Linked DNA regions of Homo sapiens: region 2 is linked to region 1. Evidence: read pairs that join two places in POLR2A ChIA-PET (ENCODE). Cell type or tissue: MCF 10A. All regions are shown on one strand. Links, peaks and the distances in the headings refer to the core of each region. The heading gives the core; the rest is flanking DNA. Region 1 overlaps RBM20 (RNA binding motif protein 20). Region 2 overlaps BBIP1 (BBSome interacting protein 1).

Region 1 (16,112 bases), core at 7,207-9,706:
TTATATACATTGGAATCTTTTCTTTCTTGCAATTCTGAGATGTCAGAAAACTGAAGGGGAGAGGGTTAATATGTTCACACACTTGCCCTTCCCCCACATGCATATGCTAACAGCTGCCATGTATGATTTTTGTGGAATTTGATATTTCGAATGAAATGACTTCCTTATTTTCCATAGTAATATAATAATCAATTTTACCACAGAGAACTGTGTACATGTCAAGCCTTGGCTGCCTCTAATTAGCAATGGATGGGGTAGCTGGGGAAAGTGCTGGAGAGCAGTTTCAAGTAAAAAAAATCAGTCTTCAAGCTTTAACCATTCTTTCTGGCCTCAGCCAAGGCAGTTTTCAATCTGCTTGGATCGTAACCACAGGTTTAGTTTGTGGTATTCTAAGAAAATATCTAGAATGGCACATGCAAATGTGATGAAGATGGGCCTGTGTATCTAACCGTTGTGAGGTTGTCTTTTAGCTCTACTCTGCAGTAACTTTGTTTTTTTTTTTGTTTTTTGTTTTTTGTTTTAATTGATCATTCTTGGGTGTTTCTCGCAGAGGGGTATTTGGCAGGGTCATAGGACAATAGTGGAGGGAAGGTCAGCAGATAAACAAGTGAACAAAGGTCTCTGGTTTTCCTAGGCAGAGGACCCTGCGGCCTTCCGCAGTGTTTGTGTCCCTGGGTACTTGAGATTAGGGAGTGGTGATGACTCTTAACGAGCATGCTGCCTTCAAGCATCTGTTTAACAAAGCACATCTTGCACTGCCCTTAATCCATTTAACCCTGAGTGGACACAGCACATGTTTCAGAGGGCACAGGGTTGGGGGTAAGGTCACAGATCAACAGGATCACAAGGCAGAAGAATTTTTCTTAGTACAGAACAAAATGAAAAGTCTCCCATGTCTACCTCTTTCTACACAGACACGGCAACCATCCGATTTCTCAATCTTTTCCCCGCCTTTCCCCTCTTTCTATTCCACAAAACCGCCATTGTCATCATGGCCCGTTCTCAATGAGCTGTTGGGTACACCTCCCAGACGGGGTGGTGGCCGGGCAGAGGGGCTCCTCACTTCCCAGTAGGGGCGGCCGGGCAGAGGCGCCCCTCACCTCCCGGACGGGGCGGCTGGCCGGGCGGGGGGTGACCCCCCCACCTCCCTCCCGGACGGGGCGGCTGGCCGGGCAGAGGGGCTCCTCACTTCCCAGTAGGGGCGGCCGGGCAGAGGCGCCCCTCACCTCCCGGACGGGGCGGCTGGCCGGGCGGGGGGTGACCCCCCCACCTCCCTCCCGGACGGGGCGGCTGACCCCCCCCACCTCCCTCCCGGATGGGGTGGCTGGCCGGGCGGGGGGCTGACCCCCCCCACCTCCCTCCCAGACGGGGCGGCTGGCCGGGCGGGGGGGCTGACCCCCCCACCTCCCTCCCGGACGGGGTGGCTGGCCGGGCAGAGGGGCTCCTCACTTCCCAGTAGGGGCGGCCGGGCAGAGGTGCCCCTCACCTCCCGGACGGGGCGGCTAGCCGGGTGGGGGGCTGACCCCCCCACCTCCCTCCCGGACAGGGCGGCTGGCCTGGCGGGGGCTGACCCCCACCTCCCTCCCGGACGGGGTGGCTGCCGGGCAGAGACGCTCCTCACTTCCCAGACGGGGTGGCTGCCGGGCGGAGGGGCTCCTCACTTCTCAGACGGGGCGGCTGCGGGGCGGAGGGGCTCCTCACTTCTCAGACGGGGCGGCTGCCGGGCGGAGGGGCTCCTCACTTCTCAGACGGGGCGGTTGCCAGACGGAGGGTCTCCTCGCTTCTCAGACGGGGCGGACGGGCAGAGACGCTCCTCACCTCCCAGACGGGGTCACGGCCGGGTAGAGGCGCTCCTCACATCCCAGACGGGGTGGCGGGGCAAAGGCGCTCCCCACATCTCAGACGATGGGCGGCCGGGCAGAGACGCTCCTCACTTCCTAGATGGGATGGCAGCCGAGAAGAGGCGCTCCTCACTTCCTAGATGGGATGGCGGCGGGGCAGAGACGCTCCTCACTTTCCAGACTGGGCAGCCAGGCAGAGGGGCTCCTCACGTCCCAGACGATGGGTGGAGGTTGTAGCCAGCCGAGATCACGCCACTGCGCTCCAGCCTGGGCACCATTGAGCACTGAGTGAACCAGACTCCGTCTGCAATCCCTGCACCTCGGTAGGCCGAGGCTGGCGGATCACTCGCGGTTAGGAGCTGGAGACCAGCCCGGCCAACACAGCGAAACCCCGTCTCCACCAAAAAAATACGAAAACCAGTCAGGCGTGGCGGCGCGCGCCTGCAATCGCAGGCACTCGGCAGGCTGAGGCAGGAGAATCAGGCAGGGAGGTTGCAGTGAGCCGAGATGGCAGCAGTACAGTCCAGCTTCAGCTCGGCATCAGAGGTAGACCGTGGAAAGAGGGGAGAGGGAGAGGGAGGGAAAGGGAGAGGGAGAGGGAGAGGGAGAACTTTCTTATGGCCACAGCTTTGTAAGATAGAGGCAAAAGCCAAAAGTAATGCACATATAATATTCTCTGCCTTGGGCGACATCTGTGTTGTGTTGGCTGTAGTCAGAAAGATATGTGTCTTAAGGCACCAGAAACTTCCACCCATTTTGGGAAAGGGATATTTTTCTCAATAAATAGTTATATGGCTTATTTATAAAGCCCCAATCTTAATGTTCTCATTTAATCTAAGGAGTGTAAAGGAATTAAACTGTGCACATTCCCAAAACACACACGGAAACATATACCATGTCCTTCACAAGGAAACAGGGTATTCTGGTAAGATCTACATTCCCACATGCTTAAGACAGTCATAATTTCAAGTCAGTTGAACCAGTATTTGTTCAGTGCCTCTAATTTGCCCAGTGTTGAGCCACATAGGCACTTGGGAGTTTGAAAGATTCTAGGATGTGGATGATGTCCTCAAGGTGCTTATAATTAGAAGGCAAAACTCCTCCCCTAGCAAACCTCACCTGGCATTCTGCAGCAGAAACTGTATGTGTTCTCTGGGGGAAATCTTGTTGCAAAAAATATTTATCGATTTGCATGAAAAGGTGCCAATAGAGCTAAGAAATATTTTTAGCTGTATTGTGTTTGACCCTTTGTGGACTTGTGACCCTTTGTGGACTTGTAGAAATTTCAGTGTTTATTCTTCAGGGTCATTTAAGACAAATGGTCATGCTGTTTGGAGTGACAAAAATGGCTTGTGGGACCCAAAGTAATAAAGAACAGATTGATTCTATTCTTTTATAGATTGGTAATTCTTAGACTTTGCTGCACAATTGTTCTCCTGGGGAGCTATTAATATTACAAATTCCAGTGCCTGGGTTGAGTCAATCTCTGGAGGTGGGACTCAAGCCCCAGTTCTTTTTAAAACTTCCCAAGTAATTCCTAAGTGCCACCAAGTTTGAGATCTAGTGATACAGATGACTTTATCAACAACCTTTTTTTTGTTGTTGTTTATTTGTTTGTTTTAGCCTAAGCCTTCTAGGGTGAGTTTTGGAATGGGCTTTTTATAATGATGGGGGTGGGTGTTGACTAAAGAACTTTCAGCTTTCTGGAAGCTCACCCTCTGTTCTCTGTACTAGTGAACTCAGTGTAGATGGAGGTATGCTTTCTCCCTTTCCAACAAACCTGGTAATATGATGCCAAGCCAGTCACTCAACCATCTATGTTACCTAAGGTTCCCTGAACCTTGAGTGTTTTTATTACAGCAGCCCAAATGTTCTGAAAATCTTGATTATGTCTCTTAAGGGAAGGTAGTTTTATAATTAATTACATGTGTCCCTTGAAATTATTTTTACATTGTCTGAAACCCCCATGGAAGAGGAAGCCCATTCTTGGTGTACTTGCAGCTAGTAGAAGTAGCTCATTAAAATACAGGGGTTACTCAATTCCTGATAACTCACTATAGATTTTTTTTTTTTCAGACAGGGTCTTGCTCACTCACCCAGGCTGGAGTGCAGTGTTGGTATCATAGCTCACTGTAACCTCAAAACCCAGGGCTCAAGTGATCGTCCCACCTGAGCCTCCCAAGTAGCTGAGATTACAGTTGTGCGCCACCATGCCTGGCCAATCTAAAAAATTTTTTTAGAGACAGAATCTCTCTATGTTGCCCAGGCTGTTCTCGAATTCCTGGCCTCAAGTGATCCTTCTGCTGTGGCCTCCCAAAGTGTTAGGATTACAGGTGTGAGGCCACTACCCCCAGCCACCTCACTATACATTCTTAGGGTTGGAAAGTATTTTCAAAATACTCTAGTACAGCGGTTCTCAAGGTGCAGCATCAGCCTCACCTGGACTTGTTAGAAATGTACATGTTCACGCTCCACCCCCAGATCTTCCGAGTCAGACACAGAGATGAGGGTGTAGGTGGTGGTGAGGGGTGGGCCCAGCATCTGTGTTTTAGGAAGTTCTCCTCTCCGGGTGCCCACCAAAATTTGAATTACTGCTGTTATTTCACCTTGTCAGAAACTGAGGTACCCCAGTCCTCAGATCTGTCTCTGCACCATGGCCAGATCATCCTAACTTTTCTGTGTCATGAATAACTGCCTTAAGAAAACACCCACCATCCTAAAATCATAAGGCATAAAGAAACCTTAAATGTTGTCTCATCTGACCCTCCCATTTCACAGATGAGAAAACTAAGGTCGATAGGGTGACATGAAGTCAATAAGATGTAGAGTTATTGGTGACAGAGCTTTTGGTCTACTTAAAACCGACACAGTCTTCCTCCCCCACTGGCCCACATTGCCTCTCCAGTTTTATGTGGACTTCTAGTATTTGGCTGAAATCACGTCAGTTAAAATGTCTAGGTTAATTGTCAGGCAACTCTAGAAAAAGACCAACAGAATTTTAATTCTTTAAAATTAATCCAAAATTCTTTCATTTCAAATTGGCTTGAATTTTATAACTGTCTTTGTACATTTAATAGAAAAAAATATCGGTGATGTAAACTGCTGAAAAGAAAATTCACAGAACATGGGGACCAGTCCTGGAACATAGGTTTCATCCCAACATCGTGTAGATTAGGCACTTAACAGCGCCTCAGAGGCACACACTGAAATTGCATTTTCTTCCGATTTGGTTAAAAGGAAAAACGTGACAAGAAGTCTGTTTGTTGAATACTTTACAATTTTATACTTGATGTGGTTAGTGATATTTACATAATTTTGTCCGTGTTCAAAGACTGAATCTAATCCACATTCTCTGTAGAGCTTCATCTTTCAAAGCATTGTAGCAATACACAGGGAACATTAAGCCAAGAAAACGAAGGGAGAACACACAGCTATTATCTACATACACATATACATGGAGCAGGCATGTCCATGGATAAATTTTTTTTTGGTTTTTTTTGTGGGTTTTTTTGAGACAGAGTCTGGCTCTGTTGCCCAGGCTGGAGTGCAGTGGTGTGATCTCAGCGATTCTCCTGCCTCAGCCTCCCGAGTAGGTGGGACTACAGGCGCGCACCACTATGCCTGGCTAATTTTTGTATTTTTTTTAGTAGAGACCAGGTTTCGCCATGTTGGTCAGGCTGGTCTAGAACTCCTGACCTTAAGTGATCCGCCTGCCTCACCCTCCGAAAGTGCTGGGATTACAGGCGTTAAGCCACCATGCCTAGCCCATTGAATAGAAGTGTTTATTGGTTCCACACACCTACCATGTGCTAGGTATTGTGATGTGGTGTGGGACACATATAGTTCCTATCTTCGAATGATCATGGGACAGTGGGAAAGTCAGACAAGTGCTTCAGTAGACAATTATGAGAGCAGGTGGTGGAGTTAGAAGAGAGTACAGTTGAGGCTGATGGAGCAGAAGGGCATTCTGAAGATCATGAAAGGGACATCAGTGCACACTGGATGGGAGCAGAAACCAGAGAAGGCTGCCTGGAGGAGGTGTCCTGTGAGCTACATTTCAAAGTATGGTAGATATCTAGGTGAAGGGGAGTAGGGAGGAGGTTGTGTAGGGAGAGGGGCCAGTATATGCCAAGGCATCAATGCTTGTGTGTACATTTTCTATCACTGGGCCAGGATTGATCTATAAATCCCTATGTATTTCTTTGTGTGTATAAACATTAGCAATTTGGTTTCTTAGAGAAACCAAATGCTTTGCATAGCAGTTTTAAAATATACATTTCGAAAAGCTCATTTTTCCATTACAAAAGACTCAGATGTTCCCAAGAAAAGTTTCTCAGTTGAGAGGTCACCAGATCTTATGTTACCGAGAAAATGGAAAGATTTCCCCTAACCCCAGAAGTCAAACCAGCTTCCTCAATTTGAGACTGCACAAAACCAATTAATTTTTGCCCATTGTGGATTTTCTTAATAATTGCATCTCCGACAAACCAACTCCTGTCCTAAATGGATTTGAGCCACATTTCACTCTGAAAGCTGTGGGTCCATCTGGGAAATGTCTTTGTAGATGAGAGAATTTTATAATAAAGTATTTTTGGTATTTCATTTACTAAATCTTCAGGGATATAGGTAAGAGAGCCTCCGTGCTGAACTGACTGCCTAACAGAACAAGGTTAGAGAGAATGAAATTATTTCATGCTGTCTGGCCTGCAACACATGCCTCTGAACGAAGCCATATACAGTCGCGGGTCGCATAATGATGTTCTGGTCAATAACAGATGGCATATACAATGGTGGTCCCATAAGATTATAATACTGCATTTTTACTGTACTTGTCTAGGTTTAAACATATTTAGATATGCACAAATACTCACCATTGTGTTCCAGTTGCCTCCAGCATTCAGTACAGGAACATGCTGTGCAAGTTTGTAGCCTAGGAGCAATAGGGTATATCATATAGCCTAGGTGTGTATGTACACTCTATGATGTTCGCATGACAAAATTGCCTAACAACACATTTCTCAAGACATGTCTCTATTGTTAAGCAGCACATGACTGTATATATAACAATGGTTTCTTTAAAAGCACTCCCAGGAGTGGCCAGGTGCAGAAATAGCTGAATTTGTGAGCAATGATAATGATAGTTAATATAATTATCATATTTTCCAGAGCACCTGCACATCACGTTTGATCTTTACAGTGAGTGGAACAGACATTACGATCTCCATTTGACAGATGAGGAAATTAAACCTTAGAGTTATCAGATTTCAAAGGTGAAGGGACCTTAGAGATCCTTTCATCCAGCTTTCTCATTTTACAAAAAAAAGAACTCCCTGAGATCCAGGGAAACTAACTGACCTAGGATCCCACAGGGAGTGAATAAGGGCTGTTGGGCCAGGCCCAGGTCTTCTGATTTCTAGCTTCCTGATTTTGCACTCCATTGCGCTATTCTCAGTCTTCAGTGTGTTAGAGGAAACTTGGTAGGTTATGCATTTGTTCTTAAGGAGAAATTTTGTTGATATCAGTCCTAGGCACTATTTTATAAATGCACACATGTGGAAAAATCCCTTATTTTCCTGCTTTTTTTCTATATATAGATACAGGCAGATACACAGACAGATAGACACACCACATGTGGATGTCACTGGGGAGATGAAGGTGGGATTGAACTTAGCAGAGTCTCAAAGGGGGCTTCAGCTTTATCTGTCAAATATTCTTTTATTAAAAAATTTTGAAGCAAAATGACCATTACAGTAGCATTTATTCATTTTGGATAATGGGCACTGAATTCATAAGTGTTTGTTTTCCTCTTCATATTTCTGTATTTTAAAATTTTCAAAAAAAACCAAATATGGATATTAAAAATAAATTCTCACCTATAATACCATACCCTCATTTTATAAAAATAAAGAATATTTTCAAAGAAATAAAAATGGTTCAGAAGGATGGAAAGAAAACTATACTATGGGACTCGTTAGTTAAGTTGACATTAATCCTCTGCTTTAAGTCTTTCCTGTGATGACACTAGCAGAATGTGTATCATTTTCTCTGCATTTGCTGCAGGATCAGTTCTCTTTGGCAGGTTTTGAGCCGTTCTAATAAGTCCAGCATGAAAGGCAGGCCTCTCGTGTCAGTTCTAAACCCACCAGCTGCCCCATTGTGACTGCATAGTCCCCTGGTTCTGAGACTGTGCTCTGCCTGATAAGCGACGTACGGAGCACAGTGGACTGAAAGCCCGGGGATCTGATACCAAACATGTTAGTTAAACTCATGTTTAACTAACCCAAACTCATGTTTAACTGGCCCAAAGGAAGTAGGCCCAGAAATGTGGTTTTTGGAGCTCCCTTTAATGAACGTGTAAACAGAGGATAGAATATTGGCCTTACAGTTTAAAAACCCTCCTTCAAGTCCCAGTCAAGTCCCTTATTCACTGGATGACCTCACACGGTTCATCTGATCTTTCTTGGTCTCAGTCTTCTTACTATAGACTGGAAATGGTCATATTTGACTTAGCTGTCCATATGGCTGTTCTGGAGATGAGACAGCTAATGAAGTGAGAACACTCATTAACACACCAACTGAAAAACACAAAACAAAAGAGAGATGATAGGATTATATTGCTGTTATGAATCATTCCAAGAGGTGTCATGGTGATATGAATCATCATATGGTAATGTCATGGCTAAGGCCCAAACACAGAATAGCAGCATTGACCCAGTAGTCTCGAAATTAGTCACAGAGGCCAAGCTAGTGAAGACCCAGCAGCCCTATTGTTATCAAGAAAGAGCACTATCCAAAAGGTGTGTGGCCTCATCTTCTCCTTGCAAAGAGAGAATTCATCTGGTATATGTTGATAGGCGTGTATCCGACCACAGCTACCTCCATCAGCCCTGAGGACAGAGGCAGCCTGCATTCCAGTCCCAGCTCTTCTCTGTCTCGGTGTGTGACTTAGGCGGTTTCACAGAGGACGCCAACTTCATTGGCTTTTGCGGTTTTTTGTTTGTTTGTTTTTTGTTGTTTTCTTTTTGTTTGTTTTGTTTTGTTTTTGTCTGTAGAATGAGTGAGTTAAACTAAATTGTCTGTAAGGCCTCAGCTCACTCTTAAAGTGTGATCACTAGCTAGAGTTTGAACTTTAGCCCCAATATGACTGTTGTGTTGTCATTGTCACCTTTGTAACCTGACATTCAGGAATGTCCCTCTCTAGTTCATATTCTGACCTAGCTTCTGAAAGCATTATAGCAGAGTTGAGAATTTTTGATCTAGGAAAGATAAATATTAAAAAGAAATTCCCACCAAAATACCATAAATAAGGAATGTTTTAAAGAAAAATGGTTCAGAAGGAAGGAAAACTATAATGTAGTTCTTGTTAGTTAAGTTGACATTAATCCTCTCTTTGCTTTAAGTCTCTCCTGTGTTGACACTAGCAGAATGTGTCATAAAGACATGGAAAGATCATAAATTCTCAACTCTGCTCTAAAGATCTGACCTTCAGCGTTGCATTTATTTGGCCACACCTTTATAGTGTGGTCATACCTAGAAAATATTTTCTTGCCTGGTCATCAGCCCTCTCACCTCGATTACTTTCTATATTTTAGCACAAAAGAAGAAATGGCGCATTCACCACTCAGCCAGTTGCACTGGAAGTGAATTTAAATTCCTGAACTGGTTATCTTGGAAGATATTGTGCTTATTGCAGATGTGGCCGGTGCATGAGTTTAGGCACTACCATGCTCTGGGCTGTGGTTCTTGGCTCCTGCTTCTGGATGGCTGGACATTACCAGGAGAGAGCCTGCTGATACATCTACGCACATTCACTCTACTGCACTTCAGCTGTGTCCTTGTTATTCCACAGCCCTTTAAGTCCTGGTTCACCAACCAGATGTTAAGACTCTCTTGGATCCCTCAAATCCCATCCCCATGCCTGCTGCCTCCTCTCTCAGCAGTTGCCCACTCCTTATCTTCTAATCCTCTTTTCTCCCTATGATGATGATAGTGACCCTGTAGCTCCAACTACTGGGTCCTCACAGTCAGTCCACTCCTGCAGAGGAAACTGGAGGGTGACCAGGAACCTTCAAGTCAATGTGGGCCACAGACAGGAACCGTCTTTAAAAGATGGTTAAATGCCCGTGGTTTACGTAGGTTGGCTTTCTTTAAGCAAATAAAGGAAATGCATTGCTTCATGTCCAGCAAAGTACAGGGTGGATTCAGGAGAAGCTGGCTCAAGGCATTCCTAGGAAGTCATCAAGGAGCTGCCTGTACCTCTGTCTTCAGGCCAGCATCTTCTGAGTTGGCTTTATTCTCAAGCAGGCTGTCATTAAGTGATGGCTTAACAACAATTTAGCAACCATGGCATGACAGAGAATCATGCCTGATAGCTCTAACAAAGTATCCGAGAGTGTTCCCCCATGAGCCAATCACTGTTGCCAGAGGGATGTGGTTCTTGGACTGGCCAGGTCTGAGACACGTTGCTTGGGCCCCTATTTGTGCAGAATTGGCCCCTGACTACATTCCCAGAGGGTCTTTGGATGTTTGGTCAGATGGTCTGTACTCTGGGGGGATCAATTCATACCAGCAAGGTCCAGTCAGCCCCTACACCTACCACCGCCTCTCTAGTGGAAGCCACTTTTGCATCTAATTGTCTTGGGAATTGTGTTGGTTTTCTATTGCTGCTGTAACAAATTGCCACAAATTTAATGGCTTATAATAACATACATGTATTATCTTACAGTTCTGGAGGCCATAAGTCCAAAACCAGCCTCACTGGACTACGGTCAAGGTGTTAGTTCCTTCTGGAGGCTCTAAGGGACAATCTGTTTCCTGGTCTTTTCTAGTTTCTAAGAGGCTTCCTGCATTTCTTTGGCTCATGGCCCCTTCCTCCATCTTCAAAGCCAGCAGCAAAGCATCTTCTCTCCTCTCTGACTTCTGTTTCCATCCTTATATCTTCTCGCTGACTCTGATCCTCCTGCTTCCGTCTTAGAAGGACTCTTGTGATTACATTGGGCATACCAAATTAAATTCAGAAATTCAGATAATCAAGATCTTTAATTCAATCATGTCTGCAAAGTCCCCTTTACCATGTAAGATAACATATTCACAGCCTCTGTGGGTTAGAATGTGAACATTTTTATTATTCAGCCTACTGCAGGGATTATCCACTCAATTTAAAAACCTGAACTTAGACAGAGAAAGAGTGTACTGAAGCTCCTGCATTGGAGTGGGAAATTGTAGATAGTGACCTAGGAAGGTGACTTTGTACCTGCTTGTAGGTTTAGTTTTATTTGCTTCTTGGGTGTATTTAGATTGTCCTTTTTGAGCTGTTTGTGGGTTTTTCTCCACAGAATTGGGTACTCATAAAAGAGGTGTCCATATTGCCTCAAAGCCACCAGATTCTGATGAGCCATACCCCTTATCTTCCTTCTTCATTTTGTTCACGGCAATTACTTTGTGCCCATAAAGTGGGAGGCAGTGTGCTGAGGAAATACAAGATTCTCCAAGACACACTCCTTTCTCTTGTGGAACTTATGTCTGGTGGAGTAGAAAGGCACGCACGCAATTATTTTTAACCCAAGGCACAGGATGTGCTGAGTGATATAAAAGTGACAAACTAAGGAGTGGGAAGACAGCAGGAGACATCAGTTCCAGCTTCCAGGGGTGTCAGATCATGCACCCCAATTTTTGGTTCAGAAATATGATCACTACTATATGCACCTCAATTTCAGGTTATTAACTATTGCAGGCTAAGAATTTTAGGGCTTTAAAAATAGTATGATGTGTTTTTTCTTCTTTGTCTAGGGTGTTTGGATGAAAGCAGGTGCTCAGCTCTGATGATTCATGTGAAATCACTTCTACTCAAGGTTGACTAAAGTTGGGAATGATGAAAATTTCCTAGTCAAAGCAAAAATTAAGAAGAAAACCTGGTTAGTTTTCTTATTTTTTGAGGAATCTGAATGGGTTAACGTCTGTAACCTGGGCCATACTCTGAAAAGGACAGGTTTCCCATGGCTGACCTGCAAATACCCAGCATGGCTGGCTTTCCTAGTTGGAAAGCCCTTCCTCACGTGTCCTTTCAGTGGCAAAGGGGAATCTCTACTAAGAGCTCCCTCCTGCCCAGAATGCAATTTTAGAAAATAGAGCTGACTTCTCTGGGAAAAACAAAACCAACCTTGTCTTACTCTGGTCATGGAAACCAACTTGGCACCTCATTATCGCCTTGTTAGCAAGAACAGGCTGTATGATGGACAAACCTGGGAGGAAGAGTTGGCCCTGTGTGGCCACGGTTTTGAGTTAAGCTTAATTGCTTTTCTAAAGCTCAGCTACTTAATACTACACAAGTCAAAATCTATCATCAGACTCTTGACCATCCATTCTCCTCTTCCTTCCGTATTCTTGCCTACATAGACATTGGTCGCTCCCCATTCTGCTGCTGTTGAATTTGTGCTGGGTCACCCAGGGACCCCCAAGGCTTGTTTGCAACCAGCCCGGCTCCCCAAAGGAGAACAGGGCTGTAACTACCTTTAACTTTCAGTGCCCTCTTCCCCCATATTTTAAAATGCAGCCAGCCTGTTCTGCCCTTGGAGCATAGCAGGGCTGCTGGCTGGGGAAGGTGGTGTCTTTTTAACAACTTATAGGCAATTTTTGATTTTTCATGCAAATGGGAAAGAATAACAAAGGCATTTTATCTGGCTCTCAAATGTGCTTTGTACTTACATTTAAATGTGGGTGTGCCTGATGTTCTGGGAACTCCCTTCCAACAAGACAGTGTGGCAACCCATGTCACTTGCTATGTCTCCCTTTTCCTCCTCAGCTGAGCTAGCTCCCAGCCTCTCTCGTTTTTGTTCCATTATCATTGGATTTTTACTGTACAGAACCTGTGACAGTGGAGACTAAGGTGTCCCAGTTGTGCAGTGTCTACCCTGTACTGCCTAAGCATGCTTATTGTACAGCATGCATTGTTTATGGCAACTCCAATTTCCAGTTTTCCAGTCCCCTTCTTCCCATTCAAATGTCCCAGAATTCCAGTTCATCAACATCCTGAACATATTTCCTGATGACACCCACTTTTCAGAGGGGAATTTAAAACCTGGAAAATGTGGTCTTAACCAAAGATTCCCTCCCTGCCTGTGGTAACCACATATCCCAGATGTTCTGGGAAAGTCTTTCCAGTTTCCAGACCATGCACACTGATTTTTGGTCCAGAAACCACTATAACCAACCAATATAGGTCACATGAAAGACACATGTCAGACGGACACCCTTTCTGCAGTAAGATTCGGTGAGAGTCTGCTATTGTCCCCTACCTCAAATTCAGATTTTTTTACTTGTAATTTTTTGGTTATTCCTTATACTAGTTAGGTTTGAGAGCTCAGTTGAAGGGAACTGTGATATTGTGAGATTTGGTCTTCCTCAGGTTTCCTAGCATAAAACTCCAAAAGTCTTTGGAATCGGATAAATATCTTTTTGTATGCTAATAAGCTGACAAATGTCTGGCAGCCCCTTAGGTATCTTTAGGATGGGGTCTGGTTACTGGAAAGACCACAGCAGGATGGAAGGGTTGGGACTTTCAGCCTCACCCCTAACCTCAGGGAAGGAGAATGGGGCTGAAAGTAGAGTTGATCACCAATGGCCAATGATTTAATCAAACATGCCTGTGCAATGAAACCTCCGTAAAAACCCAGAAAGGACTGGGACATGTGGAGGTTCCTGGAGAGGGGGGTGCCCGAGAGGATGTGGGAGCTCTGTACCCCTTCCCAAACACTTTGCCCCATGCACCTCTTCCATCTGGTGTTCATTGGCATCCTTTGTCATATATCCTTTCTAATAAACCAGTAAAACTAAGCATCTCCCTCAGTTCTGGGAGCCTCTCTAGCAAATTAGTCTAATTCTGATTTACAGCCAGTTGGTCAGAAGCATGAGTAAAACAACCTGGGGCTTGTGATTGACATCCAAAGTGGGGGGACAGTCTTGTGGGGCTGAGCCATCAACCTGTGGGATCTGACGCTTTCCCCAGGTAGTGTCAGAACTGAATTGGCAGACACCCAGCTGGTGTCCACTGCAGAACTGGTTGCTTGCTTGGTGTGTGGAGAAAACCTCCCACACATCTAGTGTCAGAAGTGGTTCGTGTTGTGAGAGTATAGGAGACGCTGAATTTGTTTGTGCCTATATTCAGACAGGAAGACAATTCATGTTACTTTTGGATGTGAAATGAGGACAAGGATGAAAATGTGTTTGGCACAAATGTAAACACGATTCACTCTGTAGGCAATTGTTAAGCCTGCCTTTTTCACTTAACATTAGAGCATATAGATTTTCTCATGTCATTAAAGTGGTTTTGTTTTTGTTTTTTTGTAACAGAGACTTTGGCAAATTCAAGATAATGTTTACCATTGGCAATCACGGGGAAGGGTGAGGTGGGGGGAGCACGTAACCAAGGGAGATTTATCGTATTGGAATGCTCTCTGTCTTAAGCTTGGTGCTGTGTACTCTTTTTTGAATGTCCTAAATGTTACATAATAAAGTAGAAATTTGAACACCAATAGTAATGGTTACTTAATATTTTATTATGTTGGTGTATCATAATTTCCTCAGTTCAAATCCCATCTCGCTATTGTTGGATATTTGTAATTTTCAACTTTGGACTCTTAAATAGTATAGTATTAAGCATCTTTGGGTATCAAATTTTGTCTGCATTTGAGCTCATTTTCTCAGTTTTGATTTATATAATTGAATTCCAGGGTCAAAGAATATGGCTATAATAAATGCATTTTGTTAGACTATCTTTTAACAAAGCTGTATGCGTTGATTATCATTGACATTGTGCCTATTCTACTCTCTCTCCAACACGGAGTGCCATTTTAAAAAATTGCTATTTTGCTAGGCAAATATTTGTTTTGAATGGTTTTAGTTTATGTTTCTACTTACTAGTGAGATTGAACGTTCTGTCATATAATTTTTCCATTGGAGTTTTTTTTTTTTTTTTTAATGTGTATGTGTGAGCACAGGTTTTTGCAGATTCACTTGTATGTGGGACCAGTGTGGGAAGGTCTTGTTTATGTGGGAGGGGGGACCACAGATAACAAAGAACAGCCCCTTGCCCCCCTCATTGAAAACCAGCTGTGCATCTAGACCTCTGTCTTCCCACAGTGCCGCCAAGCTCCTGGACAAGAACCCATTCTCGGTCAGTAACCCGAACCCTCTGCTTCCTTCACCTGCCAGTCTCCAGCTGGCTCAACTGCAGGCCCAGCTCACCCTCCACCGGCTGAAGCTGGCACAGACAGCTGTCACCAACAACACTGCAGCCGCCACAGTCCTGAACCAAGTCCTCTCCAAAGTGGCCATGTCCCAGCCTCTCTTCAATCAACTGAGGCATCCGTCTGTGATCACTGGCCCCCACGGCCATGCTGGGGTTCCCCAACATGCTGCAGCCATACCCAGTACCCGGTTTCCCTCTAATGCAATTGCCTTTTCACCCCCCAGCCAGACACGAGGCCCCGGACCCTCCATGAACCTTCCCAACCAGCCACCCAGTGCCATGGTGATGCATCCTTTCACTGGGGTAATGCCTCAGACCCCTGGCCAGCCAGCAGTCATCTTGGGCATTGGCAAGACTGGGCCTGCTCCAGCTACAGCAGGATTCTATGAGTATGGCAAAGCCAGCTCTGGCCAGACATATGGCCCTGAAACAGATGGTCAGCCTGGCTTCCTGCCATCCTCGGCCTCAACCTCGGGCAGTGTGACCTATGAAGGGCACTACAGCCACACAGGGCAGGATGGTCAAGCTGCCTTTTCCAAAGATTTTTACGGACCCAACTCCCAAGGTTCACATGTGGCCAGCGGATTTCCAGCTGAGCAGGCTGGGGGCCTGAAAAGTGAGGTCGGGCCACTGCTGCAGGGCACAAACAGCCAATGGGAGAGCCCCCATGGATTCTCGGGCCAAAGCAAGCCTGATCTCACAGCAGGTCCCATGTGGCCTCCACCCCACAACCAGCCCTATGAGCTGTACGACCCCGAGGAACCAACCTCAGACAGGACACCTCCTTCCTTCGGGGGTCGGCTTAACAACAGCAAACAGGGTTTTATCGGTGCTGGGCGGAGGGCCAAGGAGGACCAGGCGTTGCTATCTGTGCGGCCCCTGCAGGCTCATGAGCTGAACGACTTTCACGGTGTGGCCCCCCTCCACTTGCCGCATATCTGTAGCATCTGTGACAAGAAGGTGTTTGATTTGAAGGTGAGTTGTCCAAGACAGGCTGGGAGCCACAGCTAGAAGCCTGGGCAGGC
Region 2 (14,792 bases), core at 355-2,854, 130 kb after region 1:
CTTTCACTGAAGTTTCATATTGAGTAGGGCATGGTAGCTCTTACCTGTTATCCCAGCACTTTGGGATGCCAAAGGGGTTGGATTGTTTGTTTGAGCCCAGGGGTTTGAGACCAGCCTAGGCAACACATTGAGATCCCTTCTCTACAAAAATAAGAACAAATTAGCCAGGCATGGTAGCACATGCCTGTAGTACTAGCAAATCAGTAGGCTAGGGCAGGAGCCCAGTAGTTCAAGGCTGCGGTGAGCTACGGTTGTGCCAGCTGTACCCAAGCCTGGGTGGCAGAGTGACAACCTGTCTCTTAAAAAAAATTCATATTGTAATTAGGAATTTTAGGAATTAGCTAATTAATAGGCAATTTTAGGTATAAGAAACAATGTTTCATTTGTTATCCTTTTACTGGATGTCATGAAAAAGCATATAGTAAAAGACAGTAAATGAGATAATACGGAACACAATAGCTGCAGATGTTTAGCTATTAAGCCTGCTATGTGACACTGCCTATGACTTCTTTAGTCCTGTAATAATCAATGACCTCAATATTTGTGATGTACATACCTTGCTTTGGAAGAACTTCCCGGAACATTGACTTCACTTCTGCCATATCTGAGTTGTTGGATATAGTGTTTTTTCCTTCAATGAGAAATCAGTATTATTCAAGAATACATTCCCAAAGCAGACTGCCTGAGACATTTCCATTGTAGTTTAAGAAGTAAAATCCAAATTCCTATAGAAAGTGAACTACCCTAACCTTGTATAATATTGCCATTAATTTCCTGTGACCTTGGGATAGTTTGTATAAGCATTTAGATCTTGTCAACTTCCATTAGTCAGTTGTGGTGTTAACTACAAGGCTAGGTGTTGTAATTTTTTTTCTCTCATAGTGAAAACTTGGTAGAGCTTCAGTTTTTAAGGCAAAGATGATTAATATCATCTGAGGAAAAGGTATTTGTGTGTAGCCAGCGTGGTTCGTTGATAGCATCTCCCCTGAATGGTGGGTGACAAAAAACATGACCACCATTTGATGGGGGTGGTGAGGCAGGTAGTTAGGAAAAGTAGGAACTGGCAGGCTAACATTTCCTAAGATTCCTACTTGTCTCAACGGCCAACAGCTGGTTTCTACTTTGTGTCTAACAAAAAGAATCCTATGGATGACTGACTACACAGCTGCAATTGGTAACGAAGTAATACAATAGGTGAAATTGGCTCTTGCAGAACAGAAATAGAGTTTCAGTTTACTATTTTCCTCTAATACCGAGATTCTATATGCGAAAGGACCAACAATATTTAACTATTTGTTATGAACATCCCAGCATATATGCCATTTTTGCCAGTGACATTTGCTCCAAGTATTACAGTCAAGATTCTGCTATGCTGTGTGTTCAAGGTGTTCTGGACTAAGCTGTAGAATGATCCCTTTCCAAACACAGATGCTTTTCTAGACGGTCCCACCCACTCAGTGATTCACCTTGCTGATGCAACCTTACCATGCATCTTTCACAACATCACCCCCACAGATTTATTATTTATAAAGTGGTGAATCTGGCTTGGTGCCTGCCTTTACCAACCACTGCAAATTAATTATAATCAAGTGAAGCTTCTTCTGGTTTTTGTTATTCCCGCTCCACTACTTTGACATTCCTAATAAAAGCTTCCTACTCTGTATTCAAGTCTCTTCCTCTCTCTTGCTCAGATTCTTACTCTGGAACGTCTAAGTTCCTGAAAACCTCTATCTGCTTTCCAGAACTTTGTCATCAAACTTCACCCCTATACTGCTCTAGCAGGGAGAGATGATGAAATAAGTAATGGACCAGGAATAAAGCAACTCATCACTAAATGGAATGTGAAATAAATACAATACACAATTTCCTTAGACTGCACAGCTTCTCCTACCATATTCTTTTCTTTTTAGGCCTGCCAGTGGTACCTAGTGATCACTGCCTTTTTTTTTTTTTCCAGGTTAGGATGAAGGTTACTAGCATTGCAGACCCCCTGATTAGCCTTGAATTGAACTATCAAAACCACCACCTAGCCTCTCCATTAAATACATCACAGTGAAAATATTCATTATGATCACATTTCTTTATTTGAAGCAAACCTGACATGATACGCCACTGAAAGGGAGGACATTATAGATGTTGATAAATGTGAAGGAAATACATAGGAGCTAAGGATTTTTATATGTATCACCAAAATGCTAAAGTGGTAGATAAACAACTCTTAGCTGTTATATAGTGTAAGCAACTCCAGCTACTCTGAACTGTCACTATCCTTTGTTTTCTCTTAGTCTGATAACTCTTTCACATCCAAAATCTGGCCTGACAAAAACAATGAAACTTGGTGCTCTACCAAACCTCAGTTCTCTGTTTGACTAAGCTGCCATTGTTACTGTAAAGGGTGTGGAGCCAAAGGGATGGTAGGGAGTGGGCTGCACCTAGTGTGGGGGAGATTAGTGCCAGTCACTTGCCTGGATAGAATGTCTGTTTTAATAGGGTTGGTTCTTGTTTCTAGGCCCCCTTAGGCATTGGCAAGAAAGAAACAGGAAGGGAAGGGCTAAAATAAGCAAGGTTGGATGGCCAGCACTGGCTGGGCTACACTTTGTTGATAATCAGCTGCCCTGGGAGTCCAGAGTAGGAAGGAGTACAGTCATGTGTTTCTTAATGATGGGATATGTTCTGAGAAATGCATCATTAGGTGGTTCTGTCATGGTGCAAACATCCTAAGAGTGTACTAACACAAACCTAGATGGTATAGCCTCTTACACAAACCTAGATGGTATAGCCTAATATAAACCTAGGCTATATGGTAGAGTGTACTGGGCCTAGGCTATAAACTTGTACATGTTACTGTACTGAATACAGTAGACAACTGTAACACAATGGTATTTGTGTATCTTAACATAGACAAAGTAAAGTGTTCTGCCACAATATCATGAGCATTACAACGGGGTATGACATCATTAAGCAATAGGAATTTTTCAGCTTCATTATAATCTTATAGAACCACTGTTGTATATGCAGCCTACTGCTGATCACGTTGGTATACAGACAGTATTTCCTTCTCCCACACGGCCTGCTAATAGCCAGACATGGGTGATTTGCTTAGAGTAATGCACTGTAAGCAGTTGTGGCTACTTTTAAGAGAACTTTCTTGTCAGGTGAGATGTATTTAAACCAGGGACAGATGGGCCAAGGGAGAAACATAACAGCTATGGCTGAAATTCATGTGTATTCTACAATTGCCATGGCCATTTAATTCAATAAATATGTGAGTTTTTTTATCATCTGCCAAGCATTGTTCATAATTAACAGGACAAAAACCCAAACTTTTGCCTTTTTGGAGCCTACAGTCTAGAATAAGGAGAGAAACAACAGCATGCCAGAAGGTGGTAAGAACTATAGAAAATAACGTAAAGGGGATTAAGGAATGCTGAGGGGGGTGGTATTTCAGTTTTAAGAAGAAAATCATGATGACCTCATTAAGAAGGTGACATTTAAGCAAAGACTGCTTTTGTGTGTATGAGTGCATGTGTAATGTCTTTTTAAACTGCAAAAAAGTTAAAAGTCTGATAGTATCCACAGGTAGGGACGGTATAGGGAAATTAGCACTGTTGTTAAGCTTTTTTAGAGGAATATTTTGCAGTACTGTATCTACTAAAACTAAATATGCACAATTTTGACTCATAGTAATTGGTTCTAAAGAACACAAATGTGTAAAAATAAGAGTGTTCATTAAAGCATTGTGTTGAATAGCAAAATGTTCAGCAATAGATGAAGCTGACTAAATGTTCACCAGCAGATCAAAGGTTAAATAAATCATGGAACATCCATAGAACGGAATACTATGCCAAATTAAAAAATGATGCAGATTGTCAAGGCATACCTTAAGAGAAAACATTAAATTACAGAAAATGAAATTATTCTTACATTAATAGAACCAAACTTATAATGCTCACAGAATACAGTGTCAATTCATCATTTTTTGAAGGCCTTGGTTTAGGTAAATGGAGAAGAATCTGCTGTTTCCTTTTCTTACACAGATTCTAAAGTTTGTAATTTCTCCCAGAGATAATAGTTTTGATGAACAGTGCATTCCAAAATCATGACAAGGTACGCAAACCTGTTGTAGCTATTTGAGCTGGATGTCTAAAATTAATGCTGAAAAACTTGAAGGAAAACCAAATCTTTGTCATGAAATATTTTACTCTGTTTTAGGAGTGAGAGTTAAAACGCAGGTCTAGGATGGATTATTGCCTTCAAATCAATCACATACATTTGGCAAGTTAAAAATCCCTGGTGTGGGGGCTGGGCGCGGTGGCTCACACCTGTAATCCCAGCACTTTGGGAGGCCAGGCGGACGGATCACAAAGTCAGGAGATCGAGATCATCCTGGCTAACATGGTGAAACCCCGTCTGTATTAAAAATACAAAAAATTAGCAGGGCGTAGTGGTGGGCGCCTGTAGTCCCAGCTACTCCGGAGGCTGAGGCAGGAGAATGGCGTGAACCTGGGAGGCGGAGCTTGCAGTGAGCCGAGATCGTGCCACTGCACTCCAGCCTGGGCGACAGACCGAGACTCCGTCCTCCCCCCACCCCTCCAAAAAAAAAAATCCCTGGTGTGATTTAGTTGGATAACCAAATTAAATAATGGGTGTGAGACCAGACTAGATCACTGAAGTGTCCTTCTGAACTTGGAGAATGTATTATTAGTGGTCCTCAAATTTTCTACTTGCATACTCCCAAAGAGATTTTGGAAAACTAGGTATCACTTCATACACTGATGTTTAAATTTCTTATCATAAATTTAAATTATAAAGGATATAATTTCCAGCATATTTAAAAATAACTGTTACCTCAGTCTTTTAAAAACATATCCAATATAATCTAAACATAACAGCAATTTGATAGCTACCATCATCCATTAATAAAAAGAAGATCATTTTTAAGTTAGAAGTTTTATATCATCTTTTTTTCTTCCTGGACCTCTATTTCCAACCCACTTTATTCTAGTGTAACGTATTTTCATGCCTTTTTTTTTTTTTTTGAGACGGAGTCTTGCTCTGTCGCCCAGGCTGGAGAGCAGTGGCGCGATCTTGGCTCACTGCAAGCTCCGCCTCCCGGGTTCATGCCATTCTCCTGCCTCAGCCTCCCGAGTAGCTGGGACTACAGGCGCCCGCCACCAAGCCCGGCTAATTTGTTTTGTGTATTTCTAGTAGGGATGGGGTTTCACTGTGTTAGCCAGGATGGTCTTGATCTCCTGACCTCGTGATCCGCCCACCTCGGCCTCCCAAAGTGCTGGGATTACAGAGGTGAGCCACCGTGCCTGGCCTCATGCCTGGTATTTTAATGATCATCCTATCATACTTCTTTGCTACAAAAATGTTTATAAATTTAAACTTTAAAATATTTTGGATTCAGTTATTACAACTGGCACAAAATTGGTCAAAATGAATTACACATTGATAAAGCAATTGTTGAACATAAAAGTTATTGGCCATATATCTGTTAATAAGAAGACAGCTTTATTTTCTCAATTAGTTCACGTATATACATGGCTGAAATTTACTTATTGCTACAATTCTATTCTTCTTCCTTTTTTTTGAGATGGAGTCTTGCTCTGTTGCCCAGGCTGGGGTGCAGTGGCACGATCTCGGCTCACTGCAACCTCCGCCACCTGGATTCAAGCAATTCTCCTGCCTGAGACTCCCGAGTAGCTGGGATTACAGGCGCATGCCACCATGCCCGGCTAATTTTTGTATTTTCAGTAGAGACAGGGTTTCACCATGTTGGCCAGGCTGGTCTCGAACTTCTGACCTCAAGTGATCCGCCCCCGTTGGCCTCCCAAAGTGCTGGGATTACAGGCGTGAGCCACTGTGCCCAGCCCTATTCTTCATTTTTGTAGATGTAAACACTGAGATGAAAATGGGAAAATTTTTTTCAATCTTTGAACTTACGTTATATGCTAACAATCACGTAGTGACCTATCATCAAGAAATAATTTTAAATGACCAGCAGACTACTCAATTAGGTATTCCTTCAGTATTGTTGAAAGCTGAGAACAGTCTCTTGACTTGCAGAAGCACTACTTACTTAATAATTAGCGAAGCCCTTAGTCTTTCTTGAGTTACCAGTGTTTCCTTGTCTCTGTGTGTAGCTCCTAAGAGATGTTTATTTTCTGGAGCATTTTTGTCATAGTAAGATTCTACCAGGCTAGAGAGATGCCTTTCCTTCATACATCCTTAGAAAAATAATTGGGGGACTGGTGCGGTGGCTCGCATCTGGAATCCCAGCACTTTGGAAGGCCAAAGTGGGAGGATCGCTTGAGCCCAGTTCAAGACCAGCCTAGACAACAAAGCAAGACCTCATCTCTACAAAAAATTAACAAAAATTATTCGGGCATGATGGAGTGTGCCTGTTAGTCTCAGCTACTCGGGAGGCTGAGGTGAGGGTACTGCTTGAGCCTGAGTTTTAGGTTGCAGTGAGATATGATCACGCCACTGCATTCTAGCTTAGGTGACAGAGTAAGAGCTTGTCTCAAGAAAAAAAAAAAAAAAGAAAAGAAAAGAAAGAAAAATGGTGAAAGAGGAGACAGGAAATGAGATGAAGCATGATGGTTTATCCACAGGTCCATTTTCTCAGGGAATGCATTATCAGCAGACACTACATATAAAAGTTTAGGATCTGAAAAGTGATTGTTCTTAACCTCGCTTGCTTGTATACCCCTCCGATTGTCTTCAGGCATCTTGAAGGATATGCAAATCCTGGTATAAAGGATGGTGATTGATACAATAACCACGTTGTTCTTTGAGATGTTAATGGACTTTCTGATAAGATTCCATAGTTATTAAATTTGAGAAGCCCTGGGAAGGAAAAAAGTTAAATTTTCTTTTTAATAGCAGGACTGTTTAGAAACTTTAATATGCTAAAGTATGTGATACATTTCAAACAGGGGAGTTGAGTATATATTGTTTCCTAAAGTTATGTGATTCTGGAATTCTTTAAAAGTGCAATCATGGGACCAGTATTGCCTAGAACACACTTTGTATTCCTAGGGCAATGTCACTTTCAATATGGCATATGTAGTAAGATGCTATATCTTAAGCATATTTAAGGAAAATACCAGTATTTACAAATAACTAATTTTGAAATTAGTAAAAGCTGTATTTCTTCTGAATGTAACACTTATTAAAATTAAGTGAAGAATGACTTTTTTCTCTGTTAAGTGAAAAGTTTAGACCATCCTGGACAAAGCTGTATTTTTATAAAGGAATTATTTAAATATGAAAAGATAAAATCTTGCAAAAGACTTGTAGACTTGGCAAAAATGACATCTTTTTCTCCTATCACAAGGATATCCTGATGTGGGGGTTTCTAGTGACGCAAGTACAATATTTTGTGCCAAAATGTTAACTAATGATTACTTATGGGCCTTATTTCTACTTTCTATTACATGAACATCCATTACTAAGAAAGGGTTAAGAACAAAACTGAAGTATTCAAATAGCAAGTCATCTTATATTGAAATTTTAATTCAGCATCAAACTTACTAAGGCATAGTCTCTAGGCTTGAGGATCCTGAAGGATGGGGGTGGAGGGAGAAGAAACAGGCACATAAGCGAAGAAGCATAATGCAATATAAGTTCTATACTTAGAAGTATTTGTAAAAATGCCATGGGAACACAGAATAGGGAGCAATTGTGTCAGGTACAGATGATGGGGGAGGAACTTTAGGTGCAGGTAACAACAGTTTGTGCAGAGGCATGAAGATAGGCAACACAAAGCACATGGTGCATTATGGGGGAGGCAAGGAATGCTTAAAAAAAAAAAAAAAGAGTTACGAGCAATCTGTCTGGAAACAAACCCTAACCAAACTGCAATCAAATTGATTTTGAAGGAAATAAGGAGAACCACTGAAATATTTTAAGAATGAGAATGACCTGAACAGATCTAAAATGTATTCAGGAGGACAATTACAGGGCTATTTCAAATAGTTTAGGTGCAGGTGAAAAATGGGTGCTTCAACTGAGCACCTAGCTACACTGTGAAATCATAAAGCTAGGGAAAGACAAGATTTAAGTAAAAGCTGTGATGGGGTGGTGATTAACTCAGGCCAGCAAAACAATGATACCCTCAACAGATTTTCCATTAATCAGGCAAGCATCTTCACAGAAACAACTTCAAACTGTAAAGACTAAGATTTATATAATTTTGTTATGAAAAAGTTGGCCTTTTTTTTTTTTGAGACGGAGTCTTGCTCTGGCACCAGGCTGGAGTGCAGTGGCGCGATCTCGGCTCACTGCAACCCCCACCTCCTGGGTTCAAGCGATTCCCCAGCCTCAGCCTCCTGAGTTGGGATTACAGGCATGTGCCACCACACCCAGCTAATTTTTTGTATTTTTAGTAGAGATGGGGTTTCATCATGTTGGCCAGGATGGTCTCGATCTCCTGACCTCGTGATCCACCCGCCTTGGCCTCCCAAAGTGCTGGGATTACAGGCATGAGCCACCGTGCCCGGCCAGAAAAGGTTGGCTCTTATGTCATCTTTTGAACTTAAATGTTGTGGACTTGCAGGAGACCTACAAGTGAAAGTCTTAGAAAAAGACAGAATCCTTCGCTAAGATCTTCCCTGCACACCTATTACATATTTGGGAAAAGAGCCTAGCTCCTAGTTCTCTGTTCAAGAAAGTATAAATCTTTACAGTGGACAGAAATTGTGAGTTAATAGGCCAAATTAATGCTGTACCTTGTATTCTATTTGGAAATAAGCACTGGACAGTAAAGACTAGAGTGATAAACATGAGAATGATGTTGTTTTAGGTGACAACAAAAGCATTACTCTTTCAGAGTAGAAAACTAACAAATGTAACATAAAAATAATTTGGAATGATAAAGTACCTATACGAACAGATTTTTTCTTTCAACAAACATACTAAATGTCTATAATGTACCAGCCGTAGCTAAGTGAGAGAGACAGAGTAGGTAAAAACCAGTTTCTTTCTTTGGTGGAGGTGAGGTAGGGAATGAGACACATGTAAATAATTATAATTGAATACAATGTACTTTAATAAAAGCATGCCTACTGTGCCTTAAGAAATGAAAACCATGAAAAACTTGGCTAAGGATAGGGGACAACGGGTGGTCTCTGAAGAAGAATTATTAAACATGACATTGGAGCTAGTCCCAGAAAGCTGAATGGGGGTTTACTAGGCAGAGAAGGAGATGTATAGCAAGGGGCAGATGTTCTAGACAAAGCGAAAAATACGTTCAAATGAAGAAGCATTAAAAAAAAGTGTTCTGTCGGAGGACATGGCTAGAGTGCAGTGTGTGTACAGTGTGCATACAGTGTGCACCAGGTATTGTGGTGGGACTGACCAGCTGGAGGCCAGTTCACACTCAGTCTGCAACGCTGAATTTGGACTTCATATCCTATAGTCAGGAGGGAGCTAACTGGATGGTTCTAAGCAGTTACATGACATGATTCATGTTTTGGAAACACATTCTAGACAAAATAAAGGAAAAATGAGAAGAGACACTAGAGGAAAGGAGATTAGTAAGGAAGCTATAATTGTTTAGGTAAGATGATGAAAGTATGAATTAAAGCAGTGATAACAGACACTAAGAGGAGAAGATATGAGGTAATTAAGGGTACAAGAAGTTGAGATTCAAACATCCTCCACCTTCCCACCCCCCACTGCCAGTGGGTGATAAGGAAATGATCACAGACGACTGAAGTGAGCTAACATGATTGTGGATATACCCATATTAATTCATACCGGAAACACAGATGAGAAGGTTGAGAAGGAATAGTAAAGACCATGAGTTCGGTTTAGATTCACAGAGTGTGGAAGTCCAAGAGGAAGGTAAAAAGGACTGAAGGCCCAGAGTCAACTGTACAGTAGTACAAGCTACGGAGGTGGATATAATCACTCAAGAAAGATATGGCAAAATGGTAAGTGGTGGGGTGATGGTAAAAAGAGACAAGGGTCTAGTGTGGTGGTTGAAAGAAGCAGCTGAAGTCAGATTAGTCACTTAAATTACTTGATTTTCTGAGCCTTCGTTTCAACTGCAAGATAAAGCTTACAATGGCATCAACTTGAGATGGCTGGTGCATTAAAGATATAATTCATATAAAGCCATTAGACCAAACCCTGCATGAGAGCTCAATGAATGTCAGCAATTCTTACCATAGTGTACCATTATAATGTTGGCATAAAATTAGATTTTCAGAAAAAATAAGCTTATTAACATGTATTAGTTATAGAGGCTTATTACTAAAAATGCATGATGAAAAACCTATGGGCAAGCAAAAATATTTTAGAATTCTCCACCTCTTCTCTCAATACCCATACTCTTAAGAGTTATATTAAAGGCAGACTTGTTTAAATGTCAGGACATTTACCTTAGCTTCTTTCCTTTAGTTAGCCTAGTGGCTCTTAAATTTTAGTTTGCTTAAGAATAACAATAGCAACACAGTGTTTAGTACGAAGTCATGCATGTATTTCAACTAAGTAGATATTTTAAGGAATTTTCTGCAGTAATTTTGAAAAAACTTTTATCACCATAACTGGTGATTTTGGAATTGAATTACCCATGTGCCCATCCACCTCCCACTGCATCTCCCAGTTGCAGCGGGAGGTGAACGGGCACATGGGTAAAATTATATATTGGGTACACATATATATATGATGAAATTTAACAGACTAAAACAAGGTTTAAGAAGAGTTATCTTGTCCAACATCATATAGTCGATAAGAAACAGGATTTGAACTCGGGTCTGCCTTACTCAAAGGCAAGGTCTCTTTTCAGTTTTCTCTATGCTACATCTGTAGGATAGGGAGATCCCAAGCAGGTTTAGTACGGTGCTTCACTGAAGGAATATCAACATTTAAGAAGATGGTGGAGAGATAATCGTAGACTATGGTGTGCAGAAGCCAACAAAGGCTGAAGTAACATACAATCTTCAATTTCTACTGAAATGGGAAATTTTGAAGACACTAATAACCCTTACAAAGGAGGGTGAAAATAAAATATGAGGCAAACAGTAAATCTCAGGAATGAGGTAGACGAAAAAATAAGCGCAGCATATTGACTAAAGCACATTTCTTCCTCTATAGTTTGGGAACTGTGTCACAGTCGGACCAATATATGGCTCTAACCAACATGTAGCTTTTCTTTTCTTTTCTTTTTTTTTTTTTTTGGTCTTCTTAATTTGAGGATTTAGCATTCCAGTTGTCATGTTTGATGCCATTCTGAAATAAATCTCTTAGGAAGAAAAACTGCTTTTTGACTCTAGATTTTGTTTATAGCATTAAATATTATTTAAACACTATGTCACTGAAACTTTCAAATCCTAAGCTTAATTAGAAATATACAACACTTTAAAAGCTTACAAATTTTGCATTTTTAAATTATTTTCATCATATCACAAATTATATGACAGCTTATATCACAACTCATGAGAAGATACTGATCTTGGGTTAAACAGCTGAAGAGGGCAATTAGCTTTAGACTGCACCTATTTTCATCTAGCCATCTGGAAAATGTAAGCTGTGGTCACACAGTGGACAGACAGAGAAGGAGACTAAATTACTAAAATTCAAACTGCATTCCTGATTACTCATAACGTATACATATGGATCAGAAACATCAAAATGAAAACATATTGTGGATGCCAAAGTCAAGTCTTGGTTTCTAAAAATGTTCAGGATGGGATTCGGATGTTTTTAAAACTGTCCTCCCCACACTAAGTCTCCTTAATCTAGTATTTGATCTTTGCTGGGAGCCCCAAGGAGCCGTTCCATGGGTCTATGTGTTTATCTTCCATAATATGTGCCTACTACTCCTAACCTGTCACTACATCTTCAATGTAATTCCTTTTTCCCTCTATTAATGTATCTAAACTTATCAGCTTATGCTAATTGTACAGACCCCAGTTTTAAAGTTAGAAATAGAATCCTTGAGCATATCCTAGGATTCCGTGTGTTTTAAATAAACTATGACAGTAAAATCCAATGTGTGACCTAAATAAAACAGAAGCTTATACTAGAGTCTGTCATTTCTTTCTAATCAATCTATTTCACCTTTATGTTTTAAATGAAGTACAGGGTTGCTCTCTGGTGCTAACTAGTTGTACTCTATTTCACATTTATACTTTAAATGGGGTACATGGTTGTACTCTGGCCATGCCGCTAACTAGCTGTGTGACCTTGAATACATTTCTTAGCCAACCAGAGGTTTGGTTTTCTCATACAAAACATGTTTATTATCTGTCCTGGGTTGTAAGGGTCAAGTGATAAGTGGATGTAAAAGTCCTTAGAAATACAGTATGACATTTATTATTCCAGGACTAATTTTCATATTGCTATAATAAAGGACTTGTTCTAGATTACCATAAGGTATCTTCTGTCTCTAAAAATCTTTGAATCTTCATAAATATCATGGTACCTATAAGACAGCATGATCTATTTAAAGGTGCTTTTCTTTAAAAACCTGTTTCACTTACTTACTTTTGAAGCAGCACGTGCTGCCAAATTGTGTTCTTAAATGTTTTAAAAAGTATGATAATAAAGCAAACCTATTTCATAATAGAACTCAAAGCTGAGAAAATGTGAACAAACTTTTAAAAGGGCAGCAAAGGTTAAAACCTTTAAAATTGTAATCAAGGCAACAGAAGCTTGTTGTCTAAATTTTAATCTACCTTGAATTTTTGATGGAGATGACAGGTGACTTGTTGCCTAACCTAGAGAAGTAAATGCAGTTGACATATGGCAAAAAGAAAACATTTCTGAAGCATTTTGAGATTCTCAACAAAAGCACCACTTATGTTTTCATGTTAAGAAACATACATGTCATAAACTGGTAACCCTTGAAGCTATCCACTTAAATATTTTGTTGGTTTATAGGTTTTTAAAAAGTATTTGAGCCAATGTTTAAAAATCAGGAAATTTCACAAAAAATCCAAATTTTAGCTCCACTTGACAAATCTGGCAACGTCAAGCCCACATTTCAACATGGCAAAATTTGGCTAGGGCTGGGAAGTGATGCTTCACTTAGGTAAGCACATGCTCTGGAATTCTCCAGTCCTTCCTACCACCTATTGTTTCCTCTTACCTTACTTGCCCATCCATTGTAGGCATCTGACTTTGCAACTACAGTAAAACATATGCCAAGCTGTCTAATTTTATCATTAATGGGCATTGAGATGCAAAAATACAATCTCTGGGAACTGAAGGAGTAGTCAGGAGCAATCATGGCCATGGACTGTAAAGGATACTTTATGTAAAGAGTATTTTTCTTCTATGAATATTTATTAAGTTGGGTCCCTTAAAGTAAATTCAACCTGCCTAGTGTGGGGGTTCTGAGAGGGGGTGGTGAGAATGGTAGAATAACAAAATTTTTATCTTTTGTCTTATCCAAGACTTGTGGTTAACTGACAGATGAATTTTCAAAAACATACTAGATTTCTGAATGTAAATATGAGAAAAAGGTGAAAAGGGGAGCCCAGAAAGAATGCATTTTTCAGCAAACATAAAGTAGTAATACTCACTCTTACTCAACTGCCCACATGCTAGCAGAATGCTTAATTTGGATTGATAATGTTTATCTGGAGATGCCAAGTAACATATGACATCATATGTCATATGTCGGAGACTACAGCAGATTCTATTCTGCTTTGCTATCTGGCATCTGCTGGTAGAAAAATGTTGCAACGTGTTCAATTTAGCTAATTAATTCAAGCTCATGTGAATAAAATGTGTGGTGTCTAGCTTCTGAAATGTACCTAGGCCTAAGAATGGGAATTCTTGGGTGAACTTGGATGATGCCACTGGCTCTGGGAAAATCCAGTAGCAGACACTACTATTAAGTTAGTAATGATACATCCTACTCATGCAAAATGTCTTTTTCTAATAACCCTTCCTATTTCAAAATTCAGTAGTAGACAGTGGTCCTAAAAATGTTAGCTATTAACCTTTTAAAAAAAGTATTTGCTCAGCACCTGAGATATTTAGTTAGCTATTTCAACAGTGTGCAAGGAAAGAGAAAAGTTGTTTGATACTTTACAGAGTGCTGCTTAAAGCCCAGTCCCCAAATCATCGCATCAAAACTCCCTGTACAATTATTAAAAATACAGATTTTTCTGGAGTTCTTCAGAAATCAGAATTGCTGAATCAGAATACTTTTTCTTTTTTTGTTTTTTTAAGACAGGGTCTCGCTCTGTTGCTCAGGCTAGAGTGCAGTCGTGCGATCATGGCTCACCACAGCCTTGACCTTCTGGGCTCAAGTGATCTTCCAACCTTAGCCTCCCAGGTAGCTGCGACTACAGGAACATGCTACCCCACCCAGCTAATATTTTTATTTTTTGAGACAGGGTTTTGCCGTATTGCCCAGGCTGGTCTCAAACTCCTGGGCTCAAGTGATCTGCCCACCCAAGCCTCCCAAATTGTTAGGATTACAGGCATGAGCCACAGCAGCCGGACCCTAACTTTTAATTAAGTCCCCCACATTAAACTTAAGAGAACTACTGTCATAGATTCATTCCTTCACTCACTAAATAATCAATGTCAATATGTGCCTGAATTCAATACGTCCCCTAACTGGATTGCTTTAGAAGTTATTAACTACCATAAACTGACTGCACTCCATGTGCTATAAACCGAGGTAAAGCACTTTATATATATTTGAATTAATTCTGTAACACAATCCTTAACAGTTTTAAGGCTCGTTTTAATTTTTTTTTTCTTTTTTGAGACAGGGTCTCGCTCTGTTGCCCAGTCTGGAGTGCAGTGCTGCAATCTCA

The links. ChIA-PET counts read pairs that join two places held together with the same protein. Peaks named below come from ENCODE experiments on the same cell type or tissue, not always from the same donor. Only the 100,000 strongest peaks of a DNase experiment are listed, where the experiment ranks them.
Region 2: POLR2A ChIA-PET joins it to region 1 with 8 read pairs; 13 of 35 experiments call an interaction of 5 or more read pairs at or near these places.

Annotation. Positions count from the first base shown.
Region 1 is chr10:110,765,823-110,781,934 of GRCh38, forward strand. It overlaps RBM20 (RNA binding motif protein 20), which reads left to right. Exons shown (of 14, transcript NM_001134363.3): 2 at 14,979-16,062. Among named protein-coding and RNA genes, the nearest start is that of PDCD4-AS1, 97 kb to the right of the region's middle. RefSeq lists enhancers at 8,661-9,860, 8,751-8,940. In MCF 10A, for the core only: no CTCF peak of the experiment used is centred there; a DNase peak (open chromatin) is centred at 8,529.
Region 2 is chr10:110,900,982-110,915,773 of GRCh38, forward strand. It overlaps BBIP1 (BBSome interacting protein 1), which reads right to left. Exons shown (of 4, transcript NM_001195305.3): 3 at 557-631. Among named protein-coding and RNA genes, the nearest start is that of MIR4680, 10 kb to the left of the region's middle. RefSeq lists an enhancer at 2,695-2,774. In MCF 10A, for the core only: no CTCF peak of the experiment used is centred there; a DNase peak (open chromatin) is centred at 1,480.